Linked DNA regions of Homo sapiens: region 2 is linked to region 1. A link is a loop called in an ENCODE intact Hi-C map of the cell type or tissue named here. Cell type or tissue: MCF 10A. All regions are shown on one strand. Each heading gives the region's core, and the rest is flanking DNA. Links, peaks and the distances in the headings are about the cores only.

Region 1 (16,436 bases), core at 3,183-11,182:
ATGTGTCCCAAACAATAATTTAAACAAAAACAGTCTCGGCCGGGCATGGTGGCTCACGCCTGTAATCCCAGCACTTTGGGAGGTCAAGGCAGGTGGATCACCTGAGGTCAGGAGTTCGAGACCGGCCTGCCCAACATGGCGAAACCCCAACTCTACTAAAAATACAAAAAATTAGCCAGGCGTGGTGGTGGGCGCCTATGTAATTCCAGCTACTCAGGAGGCTGAGGCAGGAGAATCGCTTGTACCCAGGAGGCAGAGGTTGCGGTGAGCCAAGATCACACCACTGCACTCCAGCCTGGGCAACAAGAGCAAAACTCTATCTCAAAAAAACCCCCCAAGAAAACATCGTCTCAAATGCATATATGACAGGGAAAAAAGACTAAAAACTAAAGAGGTAAGTACCTATTTAAAAAAATTAGAATAAGAATAATAAAATAAACCAAAAGAAAAATTTAAAGATAGAGACAAGAACAGAAATTAGTGAAATCTGTAGCAGAGGGGATTCACGAAGCCAACAGTTTTGGCTTAAAACATTTTTTTTAAGACCAGTTAAATTCAGTATTTTAAAACAAGAAAGAAAAACAGAGAAATCAGGCATAAGTAACTAACATCAGGAACAAAATACAGGACTGAACTAAATATGGCTCAGGCTCAAGCATTAAGAGGAATAATATCAGGCAGGGCGCGGTGGCTCATGCCTGTAATCCCAGTACTTTGGGAGGCTGAGGCGGGCAGATCACCTGAAGCCAAGAGTTTGAGATCAGCCTCACCAACATGGTGAAACCCCATCTCTACCAAAATACAAAATTAGCCAGGCATGGTAGTGCATGCTTGTAATCCCAGCTACTCGGGAGGCTGAGGCAGGAGAATCGCTTGAACCTGAGAGGCAGAGGTTGCAGTGAGCCGAGATTGTGCCACCGCACTCCAGCCTGGGCAACAAGAGCAAAACTCCATCCCCACCCGCTCCCCCCAAAAAAAGGAATAATATCATACAAAATATGTCTGCAAATTTAGATAAAATTGATAAATTTCTAGAAAAACATAACACATCAAAACTTATCCAATAAGAAAAAACCAGTCCTATAACCATAAAAGAACTAAATCGGTGATCAAAAATTTCTTCAGAGACCCAGATGACTTTACCAGCTATTATTTCAAACACTCAAGGAATAAATAATTCCACCAATTTTACGCAAAAAATTTTTCCACAGAATAGAAGTATATTTTCTCAACTCATGTTGTGAGGCTAGCATAACTTCACTATCAAAATGTGAAAGAACAGTATCAAAAAAATCATAGGTACTTTCACTCATAAACACAGGCACAAAATTCCTAATAGCAAAGTGAATTAAGGGGTATAAAATAAAAATAATAACAGATCACATTCAAGTTAGATTTGTTTTAGGAATGCAAAATCGGTGTAACAGAAATCAGTTAATATGCTTCCCACAATTACAGATTAAAGTAGAAAATTATATGATCATCTCAACAATACAAAAAAAAACCTGACCAAATTTAATATCCATTCAGAATAAATAGTCTTAGCATATTAGAAATCGAAGAAACTTCTTTGACAATGTGTATATATACCAAAAGCTACAGGCAAAACCCTTCAGGATGGTGGGTACTCTGAGTTGGGGGTGGAGGTTCAGTTGTAACTGGAAGGGGGGTACATAACAAAGGGCATCTTGGTCTCAGACCCTGATTACATGAATGTAAATTTCCTTTTAAATTTTTTGAAATTTAATGCTGCATAATGAGTTGTACACTTCGACCTGAAATAAAGAAGAACTAAGATACACACACACGTCCCCCTCTGATTACAACCATGTAAATGCTATATATACAGCACAGGCAAAGACTACAAGTGAATATGAACAAATTAAAACAGTTTGATTTGTTAACATAGTGTGATAATGTAACTATGTGTAAATTTTAAAAACTGTCACCAAACAGGAAACTGTGAGAAAGGTAAGACAGATATGGCTCTGGGCACCACCTATTTTATTTTCATATCCTTAGACAGGTAGGCCTGGTTCAACTTTGACGGTGGGTTAGGAAGAACTCCCACTGACAACCAGCAGTAAAGACAGGCAGTCAAATGTAGAACCCATAGAATGCTCCCATTTGCTGCCTTCCCAGCCTTCTTACAGGAATGGTGCACTAATTAATCATCCAGATACTAAAGCACCTAATATACAACCTTATCAATGCTTGGGTTCCAGCCCCCATTTTCATAAGAGCAAAGATGAGAAGTCCAGAACAAAGGCCTCATGCTGTCCCTCACCCTAAAAACAACATCAAGGGCTGAGTAATTTCAGTTTACAGAATTGTGTGAAATAAGGGACCAAAATAGGTGGGTATAGATAGCACCTTAGCACAAAGGAAAAGAGGAAAATTTTTTCTGCAAAGGCTGTGACTCTCAACAAACAATAGTAGAAAAGAGAGACCCTTACACCTAGCTATGTGGTTAAAAAGTGGCCGTGCCAGGATCCGTATTTCTAGCTGCTGCAATCCTGACCTATTCAGCAGATTCTAAACCTTTTGCTAGTGGGAACTATAGTTTCCAAACTAGACATGGGGCCAATCTAGTCTCCACAGACCAGACTCTACGAGTGTCCTGCCAGCCTTGCCAAGAAGCCAGACCCTGCTAATTCCCTTCTATCACCTGTGCCCTTCCCTTGGGCAAGGGAATAGACTGCTTGCTGTGGCTGCTGAAAGTCAGAGTCACTGACCCATTTCAGAAGTGGGAGAAGAATATTAAGCAAGAACTTTCATCTGATCATTTGCATCTAAGTCAGTCTCAGGGAGTATCTCCAAAAAGGTCAAGGGAAGGACTAGCGATATTATAATCCTGAAGCCATAAAGGACTTTTCACCACATCCCCCCCGGCCCCAACACAGTATTATATTTTTTCTTTCTGTAAAAGTCCATGAAGTGCTGTTAATTCATTGAGTCTTACCAGGGAGAAAGCTGCTACTTAAGTAAAAAAAGTATTCGGGAAAAAAAAAGCTGATACTCTAGAATCACCATAGGGATGCAGCTATTACACAGTGGCCAAACACAGTTGTCCCAAAGCTTAAAAGCTCTCCTTTAATTCTTAGAACGGGTGAGGCCCACTTCTATGACCATGTTCTCCGTTGACGGCAGTGTGCAAACTTTTCTCAAGACTTTGGGTAACAGATTATCACGTCAGGAGAAAAGTAAGAGTCCAGCCCTTTCTCCCTCTGAAGGTGGCAGGGCATTGCTCCTTCACTTGGTCACCAATAGCCTCTGTGGGAAATCCTAAAGAAGAGGCTCTGCTCTGGCAAGAAGGGAAGTCTGGCTTTGTATCTTCTCAGTCCCAACCTGAGAGATCTTCTTTTTATTTATTTATTTATTTATTTTTTGAAATGGAGTCTCACTCTGTCACCCAGGCTTGAGTGCAGTGGTGCAATCTTGGCTCACCACAACCTCCGCCTCCCGGGTTCAAGCAATTCTCCTGCCTCAGCCTCCCGAGTAGCTGGAATTACAGGCATGCGCCACCAGGCGGCCCGGCTAATTTTTGTATTTTTAGTAGAGACGAGGTTTCGCCATATTGGCCAGGCTGGTCTCAAACTCCCAACCTCACGTGATCCGCCCGCCTCGGCCTCCCAAAGTGCTGGGATTACAGGCGTGAGTCACCGCGCCTGGCAGAGATCTTTTTAAAAGAAATTAAGTCTATAAATAAATTGCAAAATAAAAAATAAAAAAGAGCATAAGAGAGAACCTATAGAGACATCAACCAACTGCAATGTGTAGACTTTATTTGGCTCTGATTCAAATGAACTATTAAAAAAAACAACTATCATAAGATAATTTGGGAAATTTAATACTAACTGGCTATCTGATGATAAAGAATTTTTTAAATGTGATAATGGTAGTAATTATCTTCTTTTAAAAGTCCTAATTTTTTTGACACACATTCTGAACTGCTTAAGGATTAAATAATATGAACAAGGATACATGTAAAAATAATGGGTGGCAAAGACAAAGTTGATACAGGTATATGAAACAAGACTAGCTGTTGATTAAGTTTTTTAAATGGGTGATGGACATAGGGGTGTTCATACTAGTCTCTTTACATATATGTGTGTATGTGTGCGTGCATTTTTTTCACGGTTTCAAAAATAACATTTTTTAAAAAAATTCAGGACCATTTCCCTAGAGTCCTTGGGGCATTTGATTCTTCCCAGACAGCTAAGTGAAAGGGGTTCCTTTTTTTCTTCTTTTTTTGGGGGTATCTTTTCTTATCTGATCCTATAATTAAGAAAACTGCCCTAAACATCTCTGTAGCAAAAACACCTAAACCCAGGATTAGAGTCTAGATGAGGCAGAGGGGATGCCCTGGCCTGCTGCCTCAAAAGCTAGCACTCTGTCACTGTTAGTAGGTGTCCGGCAGCCAAACCATTTTGCTCTGTGCTCCGCTGGCAAGGACTTGCGGCATCGATTGCTCAGGATGCAGGCAGCCTGCAGCAAGGTGTGTCCCTGATGAGCAACTGCTGAGTAAAAGAGTACGTAGCTGCGCCTCAGCCAGTCTCCCTCCCTCTGCAAACCAGACTCCTCCTTTGCCTAACTCCTTTTTTTATTCCTGCGTCACAAATACAAAATGGAGTTAGCTGGGAGCAAAAACAATCTGTCTAAAATGGCTGAATGCGGTGGGGAGTGCCAGACAGTAAAGCGAAGGGAAAGGGCACCCCCTGGCGGCCAAGATAGGGAGTCTGTTTTATGTTCTTCACTACTTTTGCATTTCAAACGAATCAGTCCTACAGAGTCCAAGTTAATTTTGTCACAAATCTTGATGTTGAGCTCTAAAATTCAACTAATAGAAACTGAGGCACAAGAAGGGAAAATAATTTTCAGTCTCTAAAGACAAAGGGCACAAGTCAACAGCCCTGAGTTGCAGTTACTGCTTGGTTATGATCAGTAATAGTTTCTAGGAGACAACAGAACGGAAGGGAGGTCCTTTTATAGTACATGATTCCCCAGCTTCAATAATGGACTAATGACCCCCGGAATCCCACCGCTATAGCCTGCACTTCCCCAGGAATTCCTGTTTAAGGCGTCTCTCAATGAAGACCACAAACAGGAAATGGAGGAGTGGGGAGTTGCCTGACATCCTGGAAACTACGTTCTTAAAGAACTGCAGGTGGGAGTAAGTGGGATAGAAAAATGGGCTTTTCAAAAACTGTTGAGAACACGGACTGAGTCAGTTGTATCCGCACGGCTGGAAGACAGGCAGCTCCACCTAACCTCACTCACTTACTCAGGACCAAAACCCTACTTGCTCTGCCCAAGATAAAGCCTGCAGCATTTGTACCTATTCTACAGGGAACACCCTCCATTATCTTTATCTTACGCTACACCTCCCTTGAGTAAGCCAAGTACCTATGACTAAAAAAGAACATGTAAGAAAGGTGGAAAAAACAGAAATTATCTGGAAAAACTTGTGGGTACAAGTCATTAATGGTTGCCACTACTTAAATGAGGCTGCACAAATACGCCAGTTTATCCAACGTCCCTAAAGTGAGATAATGGCAACACATACAACACAGGTGCACAAAAATCACAAGTTGTTAAAAAAAAAAAAAAAAAGACTCTGGCATCACTATAGTTTTCTCTGAAGAAATAGGGTCTTTGTGGAAGAATCTTAGATCTCTCAGGCATATATGAAAGATCAGAACACTTAATAATCTCTCCAGGAAATAACTTTCTGTGAGGGTAACATAGCTATGGAATTGCCAAGTTCACCTAGCATACAATAAGCCATGTCTATTAAGCACTACATCAACTCTCTAATTCTGGGAAGAGGAGACAGTAAGAGGGTCTTAATGTTAATATAAGTGTTAATATAAGAAGCTGCCCAAATGGAGGACTTCTGATTTATATTCTTCATGGTTGTAATATACATAAGGGATAAATTCAGCACTTTAAAACAATCACTAAGGTATACATTATAGAAGGAAAAAATATCATGCCAACCGAATAGCAGTTATCCCTGCCCAAAGGTAACCGTATCACTGATACCTTGGCCAAAATATACAACTATCTGCAAAATCCCACAGAACTAGACCATTACAGATGTGCAAGCTGTAAGGAGGGACAGGGCAAACTGGCATTAATGAACAAACCTAAAGGACAAGAACAAAGCCACACAGAATCCCAAAGGAAGAACCAGATGCTGAGAGTTATAAAGAAGGGGACAGATATAAGTCTGGAAGGGTAGCAGAAAAGCAGTATTAAAAATCTGGGCACTTCACCAAGCATTTGGTCTTTCAGATAATATAGTCATTGAGTTTCCCACAGATACTTTCCCAGCACACCCAGGATGGTGACTCAATTAGGGAGTGCTAAAAAGAGGTCTGCTTCTAGGATGTGGGTGGGGAAGGACTGGAAGGACAGGCACTATCCCAAACAAGGACTCAGGTATGTCAGCAAAGAGGACAGGTTTATGCAAGGAAACAATAGGCTAGAGGGCAGAAGAAAAGGCATTAAAATAAGGTACTAGAAATAAAACTCTTTTCCTGGATTAAAAAATGTTTTATTATGGGAAAAATTAAACATTCAAAAACACAATTATTAATCCCCATGCATACATCACTCAGTTTCAACAGTTATCCACTCGTGACCAATTCTGTTTCATCTACACCCCACTTCTAAATCCCATAATGATCCGCAATTATTTCTGTACACATCTCTAAAAGATGATGACTTTTTAAAAAATGCCATGAAACCATTATCACACTAATTTCCAGCTGTCTCAACTGTCAAGTGTTTTGTATAGTTCATTTGGATCAAGATCTAAATAAGTTCCATATACTGTACTGGTTGATAAAATTTAAAATTCCCTCTTAATCTATATGTTCCTCTCCATCTCATTTTTTCCCCTGAAATTTATTTGTTGAAGAAATCAGGACACTAATCACTGGTAAAAATCAAGAAGCACTAGCACAGTTACTTTACACTGTCAGTCACTGGAAGCAAGCACCTGAGGTTTCTCTCAACATGCCTGCATTCTTGCCACTCCCTTTCACTAAGTGCTGGATTTGAGCCCAATATATCTAGGCTCAAATTCTGGCTTGGTGTTTACTTGCTATAAAATCTTAACAAGCAAAGGACATATTAATTCTCTTTTATATCTCTCAATTATAAAACAAAGATAATACCAATTAGGCATTATGGAAATAATGTTTTGATAATTGGAAATAATAGTTGATAATCCCCTGTCACAAATCTGACATTAAATAGGTATTCATAATTTAAGACTGAATGAGAAGGCAAAGTACCTTCATCTTTTTTTTAGGTGCTCCAGATCAGTTTTAATCTCTGCTGTATCTCACCCACGCTAACCTAAATAAATACTGAGTAAACTGCAGAATTCTAAACCATTCTCCATAACAAAGGATTCTAGAAATATTCTGTTTTATTCAGGGTTGGGAAGGGAAGTAACAGGGTAAGAGCAGAACAAAGAGAACAGATGGAATAAACTCCCAGCCCCCAGCCTGAGCCTGCAGAGACAGCTGCTGGTTTTCGTCATACTGCTGTTTTTTTCCCTTCTTTGTTCCTGAGGTGGAAGCCAGGAAAGGGTGGGGAAAGATGAGGGGGGGAAGGGGTGGAGATGGGAGGACCGCCATCTCTGTTACTGAAAGTCACCTGATCTTCTCCTCCAATCCCTAGTCTCTGACCTCACAATCTGGAACCTGAGCCAAAATAGCTCAACTGCGCGCACCCCGTGGCCGAAAAGAAAAATGCAAGCAGAATAGGAAAAACGGGAAATTCTTGGGAAGGATTTTTGCAGTTTTTCTTGCTAAAAGAAATGCAAACACACACACAGGAGAGTGCCGTATCTTCCCATCTAATAGATCTAAAAGAAGAAATCACTGGCTCTAAGAAGAGTTGGGGTTATTGTAGGATCAGGAGGAAAGAATGGTTCCATCCCATCTTGCAGAAATGGGGTTACCAATGCCCTTCTGTTATATCACTGGGGTCCCTTGTCCAATGGTACTTAGAAGTGAAAAGAGTTTTGTTTTTTTTTTTTTTACATTGGAGTCTGTTTTTTCAAAAAGAAACTGTTAAGAGTGAAGTAAAGGATACTGTTACTTGCTTTATAGAACTGAATGCTAGTACTTGGCTTGGCAGACGAAATCTCAGGTCCAAGTACTTCTAGAAATCTAGAAGTGCTCTAGAATCTTCTCCAAGCATGTCAGACACTGAAATTTCCTTTTTAACCCTGTGTCTTTTTCATTATAAAAACAATATAACCACATTATAGAAAAATTAAAAGAGAAAGTATGTAGTACCCTAACAAAATCTCTGTTACAGTAGTCTGGTATATTCCCTTCTAATCTTTCACTAATGCATTTGTTTTTAATATGAAACAATTGTAATAAGGTGTACATAATTTGTTTCCTGCTTTTCCCACCAAACACTGAATCACAAGCATTCTTCCACACTGCTCCAAAGGCAATGGGCGAGAGTTCTAATACATGGAACAGTTACAGGACACTAAGTTCTAGAGCAATTCATCTCCAGAACAAAAACTGAAATGGAAGCAAGAAAAAAATAAGGTAGGCCACTCCTTTCCTTTAAAGACCTTTTATAGAGTAGCATCCCTTTGCTAGCAGTACAAAGATCTCCTCCTGTTCAAGTATCACACTCGAGTGAAGTCTGGAAGGTCCCCTGGCTGAACTTTGCAAGTCTCTCTTCCCCATATCATAATGGCTGTAAGCTCTAGCATAAGTTGCCATACATTTACAGAGCTGATGTGGGTAACTAACTCTTCAATTCATTGTTATGTATGAGTTTTTTTTAGGAAGATCAAAAGGACATGTATACATGCTAAGATGCAGTCAGATCAAATGGGTTACTGTAGCTACTGTTTCAAAAAAAAAAAAGAACAATTATTTCATTACTCTACTTTTGTTTTATCCTTGTGTTCATTATAAAAGTAATGCCTGCTTATTAAAAACTTATAATTTTTTTAATGAGGAAAGTCTCTGCATACTGATACGAAGACTCTCCAGGATATAGAAGCAAGGTATAGAAACAGTACAGATAGTATGTTCCTTGTTTTGGTAAGAGGAAGGACAAGAATCTGTATCAGTATTTGTTTATAACTGCACTTTTTAAGAAAGTCTAAAGGATAATCAAACTAATAAAAATGGTTACCTCTAGAAGGTAGGGGAGGGAGAAGGATGGCATGGATGAATACTAGGGTGGGAATGAGACTTTTTTATACTGTTTTGACTTCTGAACCACTTACCTATGCAAAAAAAAAAAAACAAACAAAAAAAAACAGATAACAGAGAAGCTGAAAGAAAAGCCCCAGAGGAAACATTCTGTGGAGACATCCTTAGCACTCCTTGCAAACTAGCCTGTCTACAACCTTATGTTTGGAGGGAGACTTGTTCAGCATCAGCAGCAAAGTCATTTCAGGTCCAACAATTCCCAAATAGTGTAAGGTCAAGGGATCCTCAAAACAGTGCCTTTTCCTTAAGGCAACAGTTTTGGGTTCTAGTATGTAGTAAGAGAGCACTGGATCACTCTTTTGTTCACCCCAATCCTTAGTTCTGCTTTGACACTTGCTAGATATCCCATTTCTTTGCCTAAACACATCTCTGATGTCTACCAACTCCAGGTCTCCATAGCAAGAGAATAACCAAGCTTGAACAAAAGTTATGTCTGTATAACTGTAACATTCTTCATCTTGATTTCTATCTCCTCCAGTTTCTCACAACTCCTTCCGTGTTGTACAAGCCCCAGTCCAGCACAATACTCTGCCCTAATCACTCTGCCCTCCATCCATCCTCTCCAGCAGAGTCAATCTCTAAGTGGTTCCGAGCTAGTTCACTGACCACAGAGGACTTCTTCAAAATGTCCTTCTAAGATGGCTACTGAGAAGTTTGGAAGATGGCAAGAAAAGTGCCTCTGAAACAGTGACTCCAAAATTGACTGCCAAGTCAACAGAAAATGTTGAATTGTTTCCTAATCAATCTCATATGACCTCCATAAGAACAGGGATAATACTTATATAATACCTATTCAGATACAGATACCAAAATATTATTAAGAGAACAGGTGAAGAGTGGCTTAATTCACACCATTAACATGTAAACATGTTACATGTTACAAACATGCTCCTCATGTAATCCTTATACTAAAGTTTGAGATTTACTGGTATCAACAGACATTTAAGGCTAGGAACTGACTGTACCAAGATGTTAGAAGTTTAAGTAATACTGACCCCCCAACTAGATGGTCTAAGTCTCAGACAATGACATTTAAAAGGACATTTGGTTAGAAATAAAATCTGGAATCCACAGATAATGGCAGATGGTACCTTGGACTTAAAAGATACCATTTCAGTCTATATGTTTCTAGAAAAGAGTAATACAGGCACACACTAAAGCTGGGATGGCTAGAAAGAGGCTCTAAAAATGAGACTAGCTGGGGATAATTAGGAGTTAACATATGACACAAAGGGTTGACTTTGACCGTGAAAATCTTTCTGCACCAGCATATTCTATCCAAGTTAGACCAGGGGAATTCCCTGAAGAAATGGATTCAGTATGTTATCTCAAGCTAGTTATCCATATATAATGTGGGTAGGTTCTATTATGCGCTTAAAGTAGTTTTTCAGCAGAAACTGAGACAGAGATGGGATTATGAGTGTGTATATAATGAGGCTACAATGAGCTACCAAGCTGATAAAATACAAACCTCTCTTTGAGCCCTCTCAAAGGAAGGCTATGCTTTCATGAAGGTATCAGACTAAAGAACAAAAACCTTTCCAGCCTCTGGACCCCAAAAAGAACACGAATATTGCTACTATTGAAAATACTAGCTGCAACAGGACAAGATCCTTTTGTAAAAGGGCAAGCTGTAGCTTTCTGCATAATTTAACTGCTGATCAGTCCTCCAAATAAATTTCCTGACAGGTAGAGGGCAGTATACTAATCAGCTTGTATTTGGAAAGGACAGAGGTTGCCTCTCTCTAACGTGATGACATCACTACCAAACGCAACAATGACACATCTAAAATAAAAGGGATCCATGTGCCATCTGGTGGCTGAAAGCAGTAAAGCACACTGCTAGAAATAAAATATCAAATTCCCACGGTTGAGAAGAAAATTAAAACTTAATTCCTTTACCTGATGATGCAGTCCCTTAAATCTCCAATAGTAAGTCTTCTGTGGAAACTACATCAGCAGCCTTCGCGCAATAGTTTTAAAGTTTTGCCCCAGTTTAGCTCTATACTCCTAAACACTGGCTGTAAGCAAGCAGCAGCTCCTGATGCCTGACCTTTGGTGCATAGAGTAAGAGAATGAAACTCAGACCAAAACAAACAAAATAACAAAAGGACCTGGAAGGCTGTCAGAAACAAAAGAAGAGTTTGACATGACAGATAACACCAAAGACAGCTTATTGCAAGGAAAAAAAGTAACAGAACCAGAAGTTTAAAACTGAAAGATACCTTTTAGGTTCATGTATCTCACTTTACAGATAGAGTCAAGGTAAGAAAGATAACCCCTGGTGCAATCTTATTAGTGGTCAGACTAAAACAACATATCACTTTTCCCCTACTAGACATTACCATAAATATTTTTTTATTTTTCGTGGAAGTATAAATTGCTACAATCTTATACCTAGCAACTTGGGCCCACAGATTTTATTTTTAAGAATTTACTGTGCAGAAATACAAGTTTGCAAAGACAATTAAAAATGGATGTTTCCTTCAGCATTGCTTGTAATAAAAAAATGGAAAACTTATTTGTATTATATGACAGAATACAACTATCAGAAATAATGACACAAATCTATATGTAAGGACATCGAGATGCTAAAACACGTTAAGCAAAATACAAAACAGTATATACTGTATAAGATCACACCAATTATATTAAAAAAGAAGTGTGTATACCTTCATGTTTCTGTAATTTTATTTTTAATTCCCTTGCCCCTTTTCCAGTAAAGTTTTATTCAAAAATTTACCTTTCTCACTTGAACTAAAGAAGAAAAGGATTTTCCCATTCCTTTATTAGAATAACATATGTATATAAAAAGTATGATTTAACCACAGTCACTCTGGGGGAGGACACCTTTTTACCCTGTATTTCCAGTGTATTCTACATATTTGTTAAAATGATGATAACAAATTAGTCCAGGAACTGGCTTTAGACAGGACCATGGTAACAGAGGAAGACAGAATTCTGCTAGGTAAAAGTAATGATGGAAGTCTTTAGAAGTTCCTTTTTCTGATTGCTTCAATTTTGTCAGTGAAGTAGAAAGAAAACATCCCCAACTGAGAATGAGGATGAGGGAGGTTTGGGCTGTTGAGGAGGAAAAAAAGGTGTGAAATAACCTTTAGGAGAGCAGGAAATTCAATGAATTTGTAATGCTTCAAATATGAGTGCCTGGCAGTATCAAGGGCCAAGCAACTTCACAAATTAAGCAGAGGAGAGTTGGGAGAAAGATCAGCCAGTGAGTTAGCAGGAAAAGTAAGTGTTTCCTGTCCTGAAAGCTAAGAGAAGAAAGTCTGTCAAAGGAGGGCCCAGTTTTGTGGTATTCTCCAGCCATGTTCAGTTGCACAGCTACAGGAGCAGGACAAAGACAGAAAAGGAATTAACCGGGATTGTGGTTTTGCCAATCGAGTATGAAATGAGAGAGATAATGGAAGAACAAAACCCAAGCGAATGATTATAATGATTAACCAAGAAATTTTAGCTCAGGGAAAGAGTGAAGTCATCAGAAAGTGAAGGACAGTGAAATGCTGGTAGGACAAATGGATTAGCGGGGCTGGAGGCCTGTTGGGGTCAGGATAGCAAAGGGAGTAAGGTAAAAAGATAGAACCTGGGTGGTATGACATGAGATCCTAGAACGGGGGAATGGTTGAGGTAGGATAGAGGACAAAATCAGTAGAAGAATTCAAGGAACTGAAAGGCCAGAATATTGGTAGGATCATGACCTTTTCGTATAAAAATTCCTAAGAATTAAGTCAGAGGTAGTATTGGAGTATAGAAGAGTGGATATGAGTCAAGAGCTAAATTGTTTGAGAAATGAGGAGTAACACGGGTGTCAGTAGATGACAACATGAAGAGAAAATGGGTGACATAACGATGTCATAAGATTTGAAATTGTTGGTTTTTAGGAATTGTTTCCTTTTAGTAAAGAGGCAAAATGATCTGAGAGTGGCAATGAATAACAAAGATTACATCTACCCCATCTCCAAGCCCACTGGGGTGAGGTCTATGAGAACAAAGAAAAACAATCACATGGGCTGGGCCTAGTGGCTCATGCCTGTAATCCCAGCACTTTGGGAGGCCAAGATGGGTGGATCACCTGAGGTGAGGAGTTCGAGAGCAGCCTGGCCAACATGGTGAAACCCTGTCTCTACTAAAAATACAAAAATTAGCCAGGTGTGGTGGTGCACACCTGTAATCCCAGCTACTCGGGAGGCTGAGGCAGGAGAATTGCTTGTGACCAGGAGGCAGAGGCTACAGTGAACTGAGAGCTTGCCACTGCACTCCAGTCTGGGCAACAGAGCAAGACTCCATCTCAAAAACAAAACAAAACAAAACAAAACAAAACAAAACCACATAAGCAAGCAAAAGGGAAAGTGGTATTGAGAGAAAACCAGGTTTCCAGTAGAGCAAAGTGAAAAAGGTTTTGCCAGTAATGGACCATGAATTCCAGAGGGTACAGTGGACCAGTTTCAGGAGCTTAGGTGGGATGGGAGGAGACAGAATAGGAACCACACAGAACCTTATCGCAATTAAACTATGGGAGATGAAGGATGACCCAGGAGTCTGGGGCTGCCTGTGGTAAGTGACATAAACCAAGATAAATGGCATAATATTAGATCCAGTGGATTAAAAGAAAATGGTGATGGAAAGGTTGGGGTGTAGAGGGGTATATGAGGGGGCAGTTTAGGTTCCTTTTTTATATCACTAGTGACAGTGAGATGACAACCTGGAGGAGGTATGGTACTTTTTCCATGTGAAGAAGTTCTGGAAACCCCAGATAATAGGGATAGATTTATATTTTTAAATCACAAGGGACTATTATCTTGATATTATAGAACTTCCCAATTTCTTTGTGCTAGTAGTCTGACCCTACTCAAAACCCAAGAGAAGCTAAGTAATTAAAAGGTAAGACTCCCAACAAGTGTTCACTTGACTAGTACCTCTAGTCCTAATCTTACCGATTTGAGTGGAATAAGAAACTGATGGAACAGACATCTTTCTGCTAAGAGACTCACTGAACAAGGTAGAGCAGGCTGAGCTCTCACAAAACCTTGCTGCTAAAGGTTAAAGCTGCAGAAGCTACAAAAATTCACTAATAAAGATGCAACTGGGTGAGTGCCACCTAGTGGACAGAAGAGATATCACAGGGAAAAAGAAAAAGACCCTCAGATTCTTTTTGGGAAAGGGGCTCCTGCTGAAGCCTGAAGCAAGAAAATTATGTCAGGGCAGCAGACAGGTAAACCTATCTGTTACGGCTAACAGTTCTGACTTCTGGAACAACAGTACTGGACCCACACAGTCAAATGCTAACTAGAATACTGTTATTTTTTAATAAAATTCTCAATTCTTAGTGAAGGTCTTTTTAGCCAGAGTTTTTTCTAAATTACTGCCATTAAATATTTGGAGAACTGTTCTGATGCTCACAGTTCACATAACACACCTCTTACTTTAACAAGTCTAATGTTCCATATTGTTTCTGGAAGGAAGGAATAAACCTAAAAATAAAAGTCACTGTACTATTTATTTAAGACATGAGTTATCACTCACCATGCTATGGTTCAAGAGGTGGTAGTGTAATGATCACATAATCAACAAAAGACAGCGAAGAGAAGAAATGGAAAATGAAAAACTAGTTTATCTTGTACATACAAATAATGAGCTGCCTAAGGCTACTACAGCAATGAAAATGCTCCCTTGGAGAAAATGAAACAAAAAAAAAAAAAAAGAAATTTAACTATTGGACCTATTTCCAAGAAATTCAAAAAGAGTCAACAAAGACTCCTTGCTGATCACTATAAGGAAAGTGAGAATGTGAAAAAGGACCAGAAGTTTTATGGCACTGCCTATCAAAAGTAAATTCAAAATATTCTCTGGCAGGGAATAAGTTAACTGAGTAAGTAAATACCTCATTTATGGGAAACAAAGCCTTCAGAAACAAGACACTAATCCTTAAAAGAGAAATAATGTGTAAAAGAATCTGGAGTATAATATTCTAGGACCAGTTCCTGTCTCTCAGCTCTTCTCTTGTAAAAAGGCACACATATTCTGCTTCAGAATATGTGTAACAGGAGACTTTTCACTACAGGAGGCAAATGTGCAGAGTGAGGCAGGTGCTTTCTTCAATGCCCATTCTTGGAGGGGCCAGTAGGTATACCGAAGGTTTTAGGTATCAATAAAACATAAGGGGGATACAGGCATGCTTAACAAATAGCAGAGTTGTGTTTAGCAAGCAAGAGAGGAAATAATGCAATATGATGAAAACCCAGTGTCCAAATAACTTCTTCATCAATACTGGCAACCACCTGGACTGAAATCACCTAAGCAGTGCTTCTACTAGATAAACATGTCTTATTTCTTCAACTGGATTAGTTTTGCTAGAGTTGAATACAGTCAGAATATGCCTTCTCTTTTATAACCCTAAATATCTAGTATCTCACTTACTTTTTTTAATCTATTATTGTTCCCTTTTTTCTACTCAGTCACTGCCAATTCAAGGACATTTGCGTCTGAATGAATGAAGTGGTTCCTGAAGGCGGCATATCCCCTTTCTTGCAGCTTTTGTCTGGATCTAAGCTTTCAGAGGCTCTTAGGGCAAGTACATACACACTTCCTAAGAAGTAGAAGGCTAGAGCAAGGACTTTGGAGTCACTGTTTGGAGTCTGAATTCTGACACTTTTTATACAGTTTGGAAAAAGTTATCTAATCTATGTCACTACTTCATCTGGAAGATGAAATATTTACAAGGTTGATAATGAGTAGTTATCTATCATTTAATTATATCATCAATATCAAGACTATGAATGAGAGACTTGGTAACTGACACTGGCTTCAGCATTCAAACTGAACTGGTTCAATATTCAATTCAGTATTCAAGAATTACTTTTAAAAAGTAGTAAGGATGGCCGGGCACAGTGGCTCATGCCTGTAATCCCAGCACTTTGGGAGGCCAAGGTGGGCAGATCACCTGAGGTCAGGAGTTCAAGACCAGCCTGCCCAACATGGTAAAACTCCATCTCTACAAAAATACAAAAATTAGCTGGACATGATGGTGGGTGCCTGTAATCCCAGCTACTCAGGAGGCTGAGGCAGGAGAATCCCTTGAACCCGGGAGGCGAAGGCTGCAGTGAGCACGATCGCGCCAGTGCACTCCAGCCTGGGCGACAGAGCAACACTCTG
Region 2 (11,380 bases), core at 2,632-10,631, 190 kb before region 1:
TTTCACCTAATTTGGGTAGGAAGTTCCACTGCGTATTTCTTTGTCTGTGAGTTAGATTTGGCCAATGTTGTGCCTTAATTGTCTTAATCTTATCTAACTGAATTTTAAGTGTTTTCTCTCTGAAGTGTGAGATTTATTTACCCATGATTGCAAACCTTTATCACATGAGATATTGCACTGTATTTCTTTTTCTTCCTCATCTTTACATTACTTCTCTCTGCAGATTTGTTGCTATTGAGACTTTAGGCAATTAGTTTCACCTTCAGGCTCTTTGTTATTCAAATTTTAGTTTTACTTCCTCTTAGAATCATAATACTTCAGAGTAAAGAGAGTCTTCATTTTAGTAGGCTTTGGAAATTGGGAAACAAAGAAGAAAGACTTTTGCATAATGGCATGGCTTGTTAATCACAGGGCATGGGTAGGACATTGTCCCATTGACTTGAAGACCAACACTCAGTAAGCTAAATGTCTTGGAATCACAAATGTATTTCTAAAGGACAGGCAATGTTTGAGGTCTGAGGTGTCTGCTAGAAAGAGTGCATTTAACAAATGTGAGAAATCATTCTCTAACATGCATTTTAACAAATTGCTCTTAAGAAAAACTACACATTGAGAAAAATCTTACAACCTATGTTCACATCATTTTCTACAAAATATTACTTAAAACTTTGCTTTTGAATTTCCTAATTATATAGAATTTTTATTTTCTTAGTTTTCTATGAAAGTGTTATTAAATAAAATGACTTTCTGAAATGTCCATTTTTTTCAATCAAGAGGTTTTTCTATTTCTGTTGTCATATAAAGATGATAGCAGTAAATATCTGTCTCAACATAGAAAGGTCACTCAGTACTTCTCGACAAGTATCTGCTCATGCTTTCCTGCATGGATGATGAAATAAAACCCCATCCTCCACAGTTACTATACTGGTTGTCACTGGAACTACAAATATTTGAACATGGTAATAGAAAAACATAAAAATGCATAGTTAACCCAACTCAAACGCTGTCTGAGATAGTGGAGAGACTTTCTCAAAGTCCTCACAAGTAACAAAGATCTTTATTTCTTCTGCATATGACAGCTAATATAACTTACATAAATCAGTAGGCCTGTTTGGAAAGGTGCATGGAGAACTGGGTTTGTTTCCTTGGTATTCTTATATGCAAATAAGCACGTTTTCCTAAATTTATCCTAATAAGGAGATGAAATCTTGAATCCTACAAAGGTAAGAATTTGAATGTCCTAATTTAATGGACTAAATATAGATAAGAGGTAAATAAAGGACATAGGCTCCCCCGATGACGCATTAAATAAAATTTTTGTAAGGTATTGAGATCTAATAATCATATTGATCTCAGGGATTGTGGAAGTCTTGCTATTCAGAATTAAAGCTGAATTAACGGTCATAAACAACGCTACACAGTTAAACATTAAGGATATGGCAACATTATTAGAAATAAAATTATAACTAAACTTAGGAGAAATAAAAATGGAATTTGATGCAGTCACTGGTTAGGACTCTGAGTGTCGCTGTTGACCAAAGTGGGAAAGAAGCTGCCGCAGAGGCGACCCGACTCTGCTCCCTCCATACTAAACACACAGACCAGACAAGCTCCTACGAAAAGCCAACGCTCCACGCCCATTTTCGTCAGGGAATATGTACCCATCGGCTTTAGATAAATAAGGAAACAGCAGGCTGAACCAGAACTAAGAGAAAATTGGGCAGAGAGAAGGCAATGGCGAGTCCACCTAGGGGCTGGGGCTGCGGAGAGCTGCTGCTGCCCTTCATGCTCCTGGGGACGCTGTGCGAGCCAGGATCCGGGCAGATCCGCTACTCGATGCCGGAGGAGCTGGACAAAGGCTCCTTCGTCGGCAACATAGCCAAGGACCTTGGGCTGGAGCCCCAGGAGCTGGCGGAGCGCGGAGTCCGCATCGTCTCCAGAGGTAGGACGCAGCTTTTTGCCCTGAACCCGCGAAGCGGCAGCTTGGTCACCGCGGGCAGGATAGACCGGGAGGAGCTCTGCGCTCAGAGCCCACTGTGTGTGGTGAACTTTAACATCTTGGTTGAGAACAAAATGAAAATTTATGGAGTAGAAGTAGAAATAATCGATATTAATGATAACTTCCCGCGTTTCCGGGATGAAGAGTTAAAAGTAAAAGTTAATGAAAATGCGGCTGCAGGGACACGGTTAGTGCTTCCCTTCGCGCGGGATGCGGATGTGGGTGTGAACTCTCTCCGGAGTTACCAGCTCAGCTCCAATCTGCACTTCTCTCTGGATGTGGTAAGCGGAACTGATGGACAAAAGTATCCGGAGCTGGTGTTGGAACAGCCCCTAGACCGCGAGAAAGAGACTGTTCACGACCTCCTCCTCACAGCTTTAGATGGCGGAGACCCGGTACTCTCCGGCACCACGCACATCCGTGTTACGGTCCTCGACGCAAACGACAATGCGCCCCTGTTCACCCCATCCGAGTACAGCGTGAGTGTTCCAGAGAACATACCTGTGGGCACTCGGCTGCTCATGCTAACCGCCACGGATCCAGATGAGGGAATAAACGGGAAATTGACCTACTCTTTTCGCAATGAAGAAGAAAAAATTTCGGAGACTTTCCAACTTGATTCCAACCTGGGGGAAATCTCAACTCTACAATCACTGGACTATGAAGAATCCAGATTCTACCTCATGGAAGTGGTAGCTCAGGATGGAGGCGCTCTTGTTGCCAGCGCTAAGGTGGTGGTCACAGTACAGGACGTGAATGACAATGCCCCCGAAGTGATCCTCACCTCTCTGACCAGTTCGATCTCTGAAGACTGTCTTCCCGGAACTGTAATCGCGCTGTTTAGCGTACATGATGGTGATTCTGGAGAAAATGGTGAGATTGCATGCTCTATTCCTAGGAATTTGCCTTTTAAATTGGAGAAGTCAGTTGATAATTACTATCACCTATTAACAACTAGGGACCTGGACAGAGAAGAGACTTCAGATTATAATATCACTTTAACCGTCATGGACCATGGAACCCCGCCCCTCTCTACAGAAAGCCACATCCCCTTGAAAGTAGCAGACGTTAATGACAACCCACCCAATTTCCCTCAAGCCTCCTACTCCACCTCTGTCACAGAAAACAATCCCAGAGGTGTCTCTATCTTCTCTGTGACAGCCCATGACCCCGACAGCGGCGACAACGCTCGAGTCACCTACTCCCTGGCTGAAGACACATTTCAGGGGGCGCCCTTGTCCTCCTATGTATCCATTAACTCTGACACCGGTGTCCTGTATGCTCTGAGATCCTTCGACTATGAGCAGTTGAGAGACCTACAGTTGTGGGTGACAGCCAGCGACAGTGGGAACCCTCCACTTAGCAGCAACGTGTCGCTGAGCCTGTTTGTGCTGGACCAGAACGACAATACGCCTGAGATCCTGTACCCCGCCCTCCCCACAGACGGTTCCACGGGCGTGGAGCTGGCGCCTCGCTCCGCAGAACCTGGCTACCTGGTGACCAAGGTGGTAGCGGTGGACAAAGATTCAGGCCAGAACGCCTGGCTGTCCTACCGCCTGCTTAAGGCCAGCGAGCCAGGACTCTTTGCGGTTGGGCTGCACACGGGCGAGGTGCGCACAGCGCGAGCCCTGCTGGACAGAGACGCGCTCAAGCAGAGCCTCGTGGTGGCCGTCGAAGACCATGGCCAGCCCCCTCTGTCAGCCACCTTCACGGTCACCGTTGCCGTGGCCGACAGGATCCCTGACATCCTGGCTGACCTAGGCAGTATCAAGACCCCCATTGACCCTGAGGATCTGGACCTCACACTCTATCTTGTGGTGGCAGTGGCTGCAGTCTCCTGCGTCTTCCTGGCCTTCGTCATCGTGCTGCTGGTGCTCAGACTGAGGCGCTGGCACAAGTCACGCCTGCTTCAGGCTGAAGGCAGCAGGTTGGCGGGTGTGCCCGCCTCGCACTTTGTGGGCGTGGATGGGGTTCGGGCTTTCCTGCAGACCTATTCCCACGAGGTCTCCCTCACCGCGGACTCGAGGAAGAGTCACCTGATCTTTCCCCAGCCCAACTACGCAGACACGCTCCTTAGTGAAGAGAGCTGTGAGAAAAGCGAGCCTCTTCTGATGTCTGATAAGGTAGATGCAAACAAAGAAGAACGGCGAGTTCAGGTTAGTTTTCTCTTTCGGTAAGGATGACCAGAACATTTTCATTTGTTTCCTTTTTCATGTTTCTGTCATATTCAGAATCAGCTAGTTATGTAAATAGTGGAACATTATTTGCTGTATTGGAGATTAATTTTTTTTATATAATTCATGCTTTCTCCATTTGTTTTCAAATTCTGTTTTGGGAAGTCTAGCTGATATCTGTAGACTTAAGTGAAACAAATACCTTAAAGGAAAGTGGTTAAATATAATCATTTTACCCAAATATTTTGTTATATTGGAACTGCAGTTCTATTAATAGAAAAGATGTTTTATTTATTCAAATTGTTAGATATATTGTTCTCTTTTGAGTGTCTGCCTAGACACCATTAGTGAATGTGTTTTGGAAAGGATAATGTATAGGACTGATATTTTAGTCTACCTGAAATTTGTTTAAGGAAATAATTTACAGTATTTACATAAATCAGTGGAAAGGTACAGAGAACTTCTGGGTCATAAATATCAGAAAAGAGGCCGGGTGCGGTGGCTGACGCCTGTAATCCCAGCACTTTGGGAGGCTGAGGTGGGCGGATCACGAGGTCAGGAGATCGAGACCATCCTGGCTAACACGGTGAAACCCTGTTCTACTAAAAATACAAAAAATTAGCCGGGCGTGGTGGCAGGCGCCTGTAGTCCCAGCTACTCGGAAGGCTGAGGCAGGAGAATGGGGTGAACCCGGGAGGAGGAGCTTGCAGTAAGCCGAGATCGCGCCACTGCACTCCAGCCTGGGAGACAGAACGAGACTCCGTCTCAAAATAAATAAATAAATAAATAAATAAATAAATAAATATCAGAAAAGTAGATAAAATTTATATTAATGATAACATGTAGCATTCTAAAGTCTGGAAAGTTTGTGTTAAGCCATGTAGTTATTGGATATGTGGGCTTGTTGAGAGAAGAAATCAGTGTAAAGGAACCTTAAGGTTGGGCTTCGTTCTGTGATGTAAAGCCTCCAGAGAGTTACATACTGCTGCACTCAATAAATGTAAATATGTCACACACCTGGCATCTTCTGTTATAGATAAACCCTTTACTTATTAGAATCAATACCTACTGCAATGTTAGCGTTTCTTTAAGTGTAGGTGCAATTCTTCTTTATTACTTGAGTTTAAGGTTGTATTTGAAAAAAAAAGAACTCAACTTAAAGATGGTTCAAAATTTTAAATTTCATATCTAACGTATGTGCTCATCTTAAATTAATAGATTTGTCTTAATGAAATACTGGCCTATGTGCCTCAAATTCCAGGAGGATGTGTTATGTAATGAAAGAACTACTATATTTCCCTTCTGCATCTGATTTGCTGAAGATGATTTTCAGATGTTTCTTATTAAAATATTCTTAATCCTTCAAATTTTGTACTTTTAAAACCTTGAGCATCAGCTTCAAATAATGACTAAATAAGGGGAAAAGGTAATAAAATATTACAAATGGGATAGTAAGCTACATTACTCAACCACATGAAAGGTTAATTGACACATTAAAGAACCTAAGACCACTTGATTTTTATTTTTTAAACACTGTTAAAGAGCATTCAAGTATATCTATATCTATATACATATACACACACATATATATACACACATATATATACACACATACACACACACAAACACACATACATACACACATGGACATTCTGACCAAAATGTAAAATGTACAAACTCACCGAATAGTGAATGCATCCAAAGAGTAACAAGAGAATCTATACAGTAGGTGTCGACATTATTCACTCCTATGTGAAAACTTGCTTTTCCATTTTTTTTAAAAGAAAATGTTATATGCTTCTTAGGGTAAGGTGTTTGGGAAAAAAGTAAAGGTTATAGATTTGGGTACATTTCTTCTGAGTTAAATGTTTTGTGCAATGGAAAAATATCTTTAAACCCTCTATAAACTACTAACAGACTATAAAATGCTTGATCCATACATTTTGAATGTATGTACTGTATATACCATATACTTTTAAATATCTGAATCTTTAGTTTTATATGTGTTCTGAAGAATAATTTTTCATACTAATTGAAGTGTTCATACAATGAACACTTGGCATTGTGTTGGAAGGCACTTGCTTTGGAATGTTTTGGAGCAAAGTCTTGAGTCAGTTATATTTTTGATGTTTGTATAAAGGTGACAATGAGTGTCTGTCTAGAATTCTGGTTACTGTGAGTAGTTTAAGATGCTATAATGCTTTTCCACTATAAGGTGAATTCGGTGTGGAACTCATTGCTTATTGCTGCACACTTGCCTAGTTTTAGAGTAACAATACATTATGTAGGCTAAAGATAATTTCTTTAGGAAGATTTTCTGGTTTGAAAATGGAATTAAAACTGTAAGACACCTGTCAGAAACATGGAAAATGGCATGTTATTGACCAGGGAAAAGTGTAAATAACAAAAAGTTAGGATTATCAGATGGTAAACTGGGGACCAAGGAAAAGTGGACAGGAAGATTACTTATATAATTAAATAATATAATTATAAGGACTTACAATTCACTCCCCAATCCTAATAACGCATCATTGTTAGGCTACTTGAGAAGAAACAGTACATTTCAGGACAATTGTGATGTAGTATGAAAAAACATCCTTTGTAAAAGTTTTTCATTTGGGCCAGGGTGGTTCATGACTATAATCCCAGCAATTTGGGACGCTGAGGTGGGAGGATTGCTTAAAGCCAGGTGTTCTAGCCCAGCCTGGGCAACATAGTGAAACCCCACCTCTATAGAAAAAAAAAGTTTTCAATCATACTTATTTAATTAAAAGTAGACACTTGGAAACAAAGGAAAAGAGACCCTCTTGCTTTTTACTATACTTCTATTTTATAAGGTCAATCATTTCCTCATTACCTTTAACTTCTTTTGGGGGGAGATAATAAAGATAAAAGAGAAGAAAGTGAAACATAGAATAAAACTAAAAGCTATGACATTATAACTTTTAGAAGTTAGAAGTAAAGGAAATAGAATGCAATAAGAATACACGTGAAGCTGATATTTCAAGCCTCTTTATACTACGTCTTCTGCCATCACCAAAAATAGCTTCCATTTGTATGATTTTCTATGTATTATTTTATTTGGCCCTCATTTCTACTAGAGTAAGCAGAGAAGATATTATTATGACCATTTTATGAAAATGGAAACTAAAAACGTGACGGGATTGAGCAAGATTATCTCTGCCCTTTGACAAGTAAAAGGTACTTGATTTGGATGGATAAAGCTCAAATTAAAAGAAATAACAGACTAAAGATATAGTAAGTATATTTAATGTTTTTTAAAAGTCCTTTTAAAATGGGAAGAAAGTATCACTATCAGTACACTGCCGATTTTTCTCCTAACTAGCTCCTTATTTGGAGCTGATTTAGTCACCATTACTGCAGTTCTGCAGCAGAGGCGCCGGGTGCCGCTCTTGGCTAGTGCTGTGCAAAATATTGGCTCCTCCCGCTGCAGCCAGCTCGGAAGAAAAGTGCACTCTCTATCAGGCTTCCTGCAGCGGAGACACCCATTAGAGAACCCAAGCACAAAGACAAAGCAAATAGTTGGTCCTGCTCGGAGAACTCTTGGGATTATTTAAAGATCTCCTCTCCTCGGATTTAGAAAGGCAAAGGCGCAGAGAGCGGGATGGGAAATAGCTCCGGATGGAGGGGCCCAGCAGGGCAGAGGCGAATGCTATTTCTCTTCCTGCTCTCTTTGTTAGACCAGGCTCTCTCCGAACCGATCCGCTACGCTATTCCCGAGGAGCTGGACAGGGGCTCGCTGGTAGGGAACCTCGCCAAGGACCTGGGGTTTGGCGTGGGGGATTTACCTACTAGGAACCTGCGGGTTATTGCAGAGAAGAAATTCTTTACCGTGAGCCCCGAAAATGGGAACTTACTTGTGAGCGACCGTATAGACCGAGAGGAGATTTGTGGCAAGAAGTCGACGTGTGTTCTGGAATTTGAAATGGTTGCTGAAAAGCCTTTAAACTTTTTTCATGTAACTGTGCTGATCCAGGATATTAACGACAACCCACCGACCTTTAGCCAAAATATCACTGAGCTGGAAATCAGCGAACTGGCTCTCACTGGAGCCACATTTGCCCTGGAATCTGCGCAAGATCCTGATGTAGGTGTCAATTCGCTGCAGCAGTACTACCTCAGCCCTGATCCGCACTTCTCTTTGATTCAGAAGGAGAACCTGGATGGCAGTAGGTACCCAGAGCTAGTACTGAAAGCACCCCTGGACAGGGAAGAGCAGCCACATCACCACCTGGTCCTCACAGCTGTGGATGGGGGCGAGCCCTCCAGAAGCTGTACCACCCAGATCAGGGTAATTGTCGCAGATGCAAATGATAACCCCCCAGTATTTACTCAGGACATGTACAGGGTCAATGTTGCAGAGAACCTGCCCGCTGGCTCCTCCGTATTAAAAGTGATGGCCATTGACATGGATGAGGGCATCAATGCCGAAATCATCTATGCCTTCATCAATATTGGCAAGGAAGTGAGACAACTGTTCAAGCTGGACAGTAAAACGGGGGAACTCACCACTATTGGAGAACTGGACTTTGAAGAGAGAGATAGCTACACAATTGGGGTGGAAGCAAAGGATGGTGGACATCACACTGCATATTGTAAAGTACAGATAGATATTTCAGATGAAAATGACAATGCCCCGGAGATAACCCTGGCTTCTGAATCCCAACATATACAAGAAGATGCTGAGCTGGGGACTGCCGTTGCCCTGATCAAAACACATGATCTAGATTCTGGATTTAATGGAGAAATCCTATGCCAACTAAAAGGAAACTTCCCCTTTAAAATCGTTCAAGATACCAAAAACACATACAGGTTGGTGACAGATGGAGCCCTGGACCGGGAGCAGATCCCAGAATACAATGTGACGATCACAGCTACCGACAAAGGCAATCCACCGCTCTCCTCCAGCAAGACCATCACTCTGCACATCCTTGATGTCAACGACAACGTTCCCGTTTTCCACCAGGCCTCCTACACCGTGCATGTAGCTGAGAACAATCCGCCTGGAGCCTCCATTGCGCATGTCAGAGCCTCGGATCCCGACTTGGGACCTAATGGCCTTGTCTCCTACTACATCGTGGCCAGTGACCTGGAGCCGCGGGAGCTGTCGTCCTACGTGTCCGTGAGCGCGCGGAGCGGGGTGGTGTTCGCGCAGCGAGCCTTCGACCACGAGCAGCTGCGTGCCTTCGAGCTCACTCTGCAGGCCCGCGACCAGGGCTCGCCTACGCTCAGCGCCAACGTGAGCCTGCGCGTGTTGGTGGACGACCGCAACGACAATGCACCGCTGGTGCTGTACCCAGCTCTGGGGCCCGAAGGCTCTGCGCTCTTCGATATGGTGCCGCGCTCTGCAGAGCCTGGCTACCTGGTGACCAAGGTGGTGGCGGTGGACGCAGACTCGGGATACAACGCCTGGCTGTCCTACCACATTGTGCAGGCCAGCGAGCCCGGGCTGTTCAGCCTGGGCCTGCGCACGGGTGAGGTGCGCACGGCGCGTACCTTGGGCGACAGGGAGGCCGCCCGCCAGCGCCTGCTGGTCACTGTGCGTGATGGAGGACAGCAGCCTCTTTCAGCCACCGTCATGCTGCACCTAATCTTCGCAGATAGCTTGCAAGAGATACAACCTGACCTTAGCGACCGCCCCACTCCCTCTGACCCTCAGGCGGAGCTACAGTTTCACCTAGTAGTGGCGTTGGCCTTGATCTCAGTGCTCTTCCTCCTCGCGGTGATTCTGGCAATCTCCCTGCGCCTGCGATGCTCCTCCAGACCCGCCACTGAGGGCTACTTTCAGCCTGGTGTCTGCTTCAAGACTGTACCTGGAGTTCTCCCCACCTACAGCGAAAGGACTTTGCCTTATTCCTACAATCCGTGTGCTGCCTCACATTCCTCAAACACCGAGTTTAAATTTCTCAATATAAAGGCTGAAAATGCTGCACCACAAGATCTTCTATGTGATGAAGCCTCTTGGTTTGAAAGTAATGACAATCCAGAAATGCCTTCTAATTCAGGCAATTTGCAAAAGGTGAGTTTCTTCAAACCTTTCCTTCCATAAATATAATTGGGTTTCAATTCATTGATTTAGAGATAAAAAGAATACAGATTAAATATTCCCTGATTACATTATTTTATTGATTTTCTGGTGTAGAGTAGGGTGTCTAGGAAATTCTTTGTAGAATTTCCTGTAGAATATCTGTGTTGCAGTTGTTCTTTCATAGAAAGCCTCCTTTTGATAGTCTTGAAACTTTTCTTAATCCTAATACACTATAATCTGAAACATTTTTAATACAGTATTATCTCACACTGTCATTTTCAGACATATCTATCCAGAATTAGACCCAAATCCTCACAATTAAGTGGTTTACTTAGTTTTAATGCAGTCAATCCTAAAATATATGAAACATTATGTATATCTTAACACATTTTTAATGTAACCTGTATATAATATTTTTACTTCCCTTTGCATGTTTTTAAAAGTATACACAGATGTTGCCTATGTCAGGGCAGTTTTTAACTTCTATGCTAATCAAAAGAAATAATGGCATCTAAAATGGCAACTCTTGTAATGGGCACTGTAATGAATTGGTTCAAAATGTGTTTGTGTAGCATATGCCTGTAGTCCCAGCTACTCGGGAGGCTGAGGTGGGAGGATCCCTTGATCCCAGGAGGTAGCAGCTGCAATGAGCTATAATTGTGCCCCTGCACTCTAGCCTGGGAGACAGAGCGAGACTTTGTCTCCAAAAAAGTGTTTGTGGTTGTTGGTACCCTTACTGAAAATGGGACTAGCATAAATGGTGGTGAAATGTGATGATAATTCAAAATTTACAGAAGATTGTAATATTATTTCTGTTCCCCAAGGTCCTAAGAGATATTTTCATAAAAATGAATGGTAAACTTCAGAGAACATTTAAAATTATTCAAAATAATCTCTTACACTCTTCTAAATGCTTCATTATCTTGGGGAGGGAAATATTATGAGTGTCATCTCTGCAGATTTAGCAGAAATAAAATCCTCTGTGTGATAGTTTCACAAAACGATGCAGTATTAAGTTAGGACTCTAAGCGTCGCTGTTGACCAACCTGGGCAAGAAAATCAACGGAAACTCAAGTTACATCCTCCAACAACAAAGCAAATTAGACGGGAAAGCAGGAAAGCTGTGCAGAAATTCTGACCTGAAACGCTTCGCATCCG

The links. Peaks named below come from ENCODE experiments on the same cell type or tissue, not always from the same donor. Only the 100,000 strongest peaks of a DNase experiment are listed, where the experiment ranks them.
Region 2: a loop joins it to region 1, with 7 times the contacts of the local background. A loop is called at or near these places in 12 of 110 quality-filtered maps.

Annotation. Positions count from the first base shown.
Region 1 is chr5:141,553,321-141,569,756 of GRCh38, forward strand. All of the region lies in intron 18 of DIAPH1 (diaphanous related formin 1), which reads right to left. It overlaps DIAPH1-AS1 (DIAPH1 antisense RNA 1), which reads left to right and starts at 4,991. Exons shown (of 3, transcript NR_038333.1): 1 at 4,991-5,167; 2 at 8,482-8,585; 3 at 9,745-11,940. RefSeq lists enhancers at 3,969-4,821, 4,582-4,876. In MCF 10A, for the core only: CTCF peaks have their summits at 3,483, 4,716 (motif pointing left), 7,757 and 11,012; DNase peaks (open chromatin) are centred at 4,641, 6,361, 7,631, 11,021 and 2 weaker places.
Region 2 is chr5:141,362,597-141,373,976 of GRCh38, forward strand. The region is part of intron 1 of PCDHGA1 (protocadherin gamma subfamily A, 1); the gene reads left to right. All of the region lies in intron 1 of PCDHGA2 (protocadherin gamma subfamily A, 2), which reads left to right. All of the region lies in intron 1 of PCDHGA3 (protocadherin gamma subfamily A, 3), which reads left to right. All of the region lies in intron 1 of PCDHGB1 (protocadherin gamma subfamily B, 1), which reads left to right. It also overlaps PCDHGA4, PCDHGB2, PCDHGA5, PCDHGB3, PCDHGA6 and PCDHG@. RefSeq lists a silencer at 3,605-3,783. In MCF 10A, for the core only: a CTCF peak has its summit at 7,575; no DNase peak of the experiment used is centred there.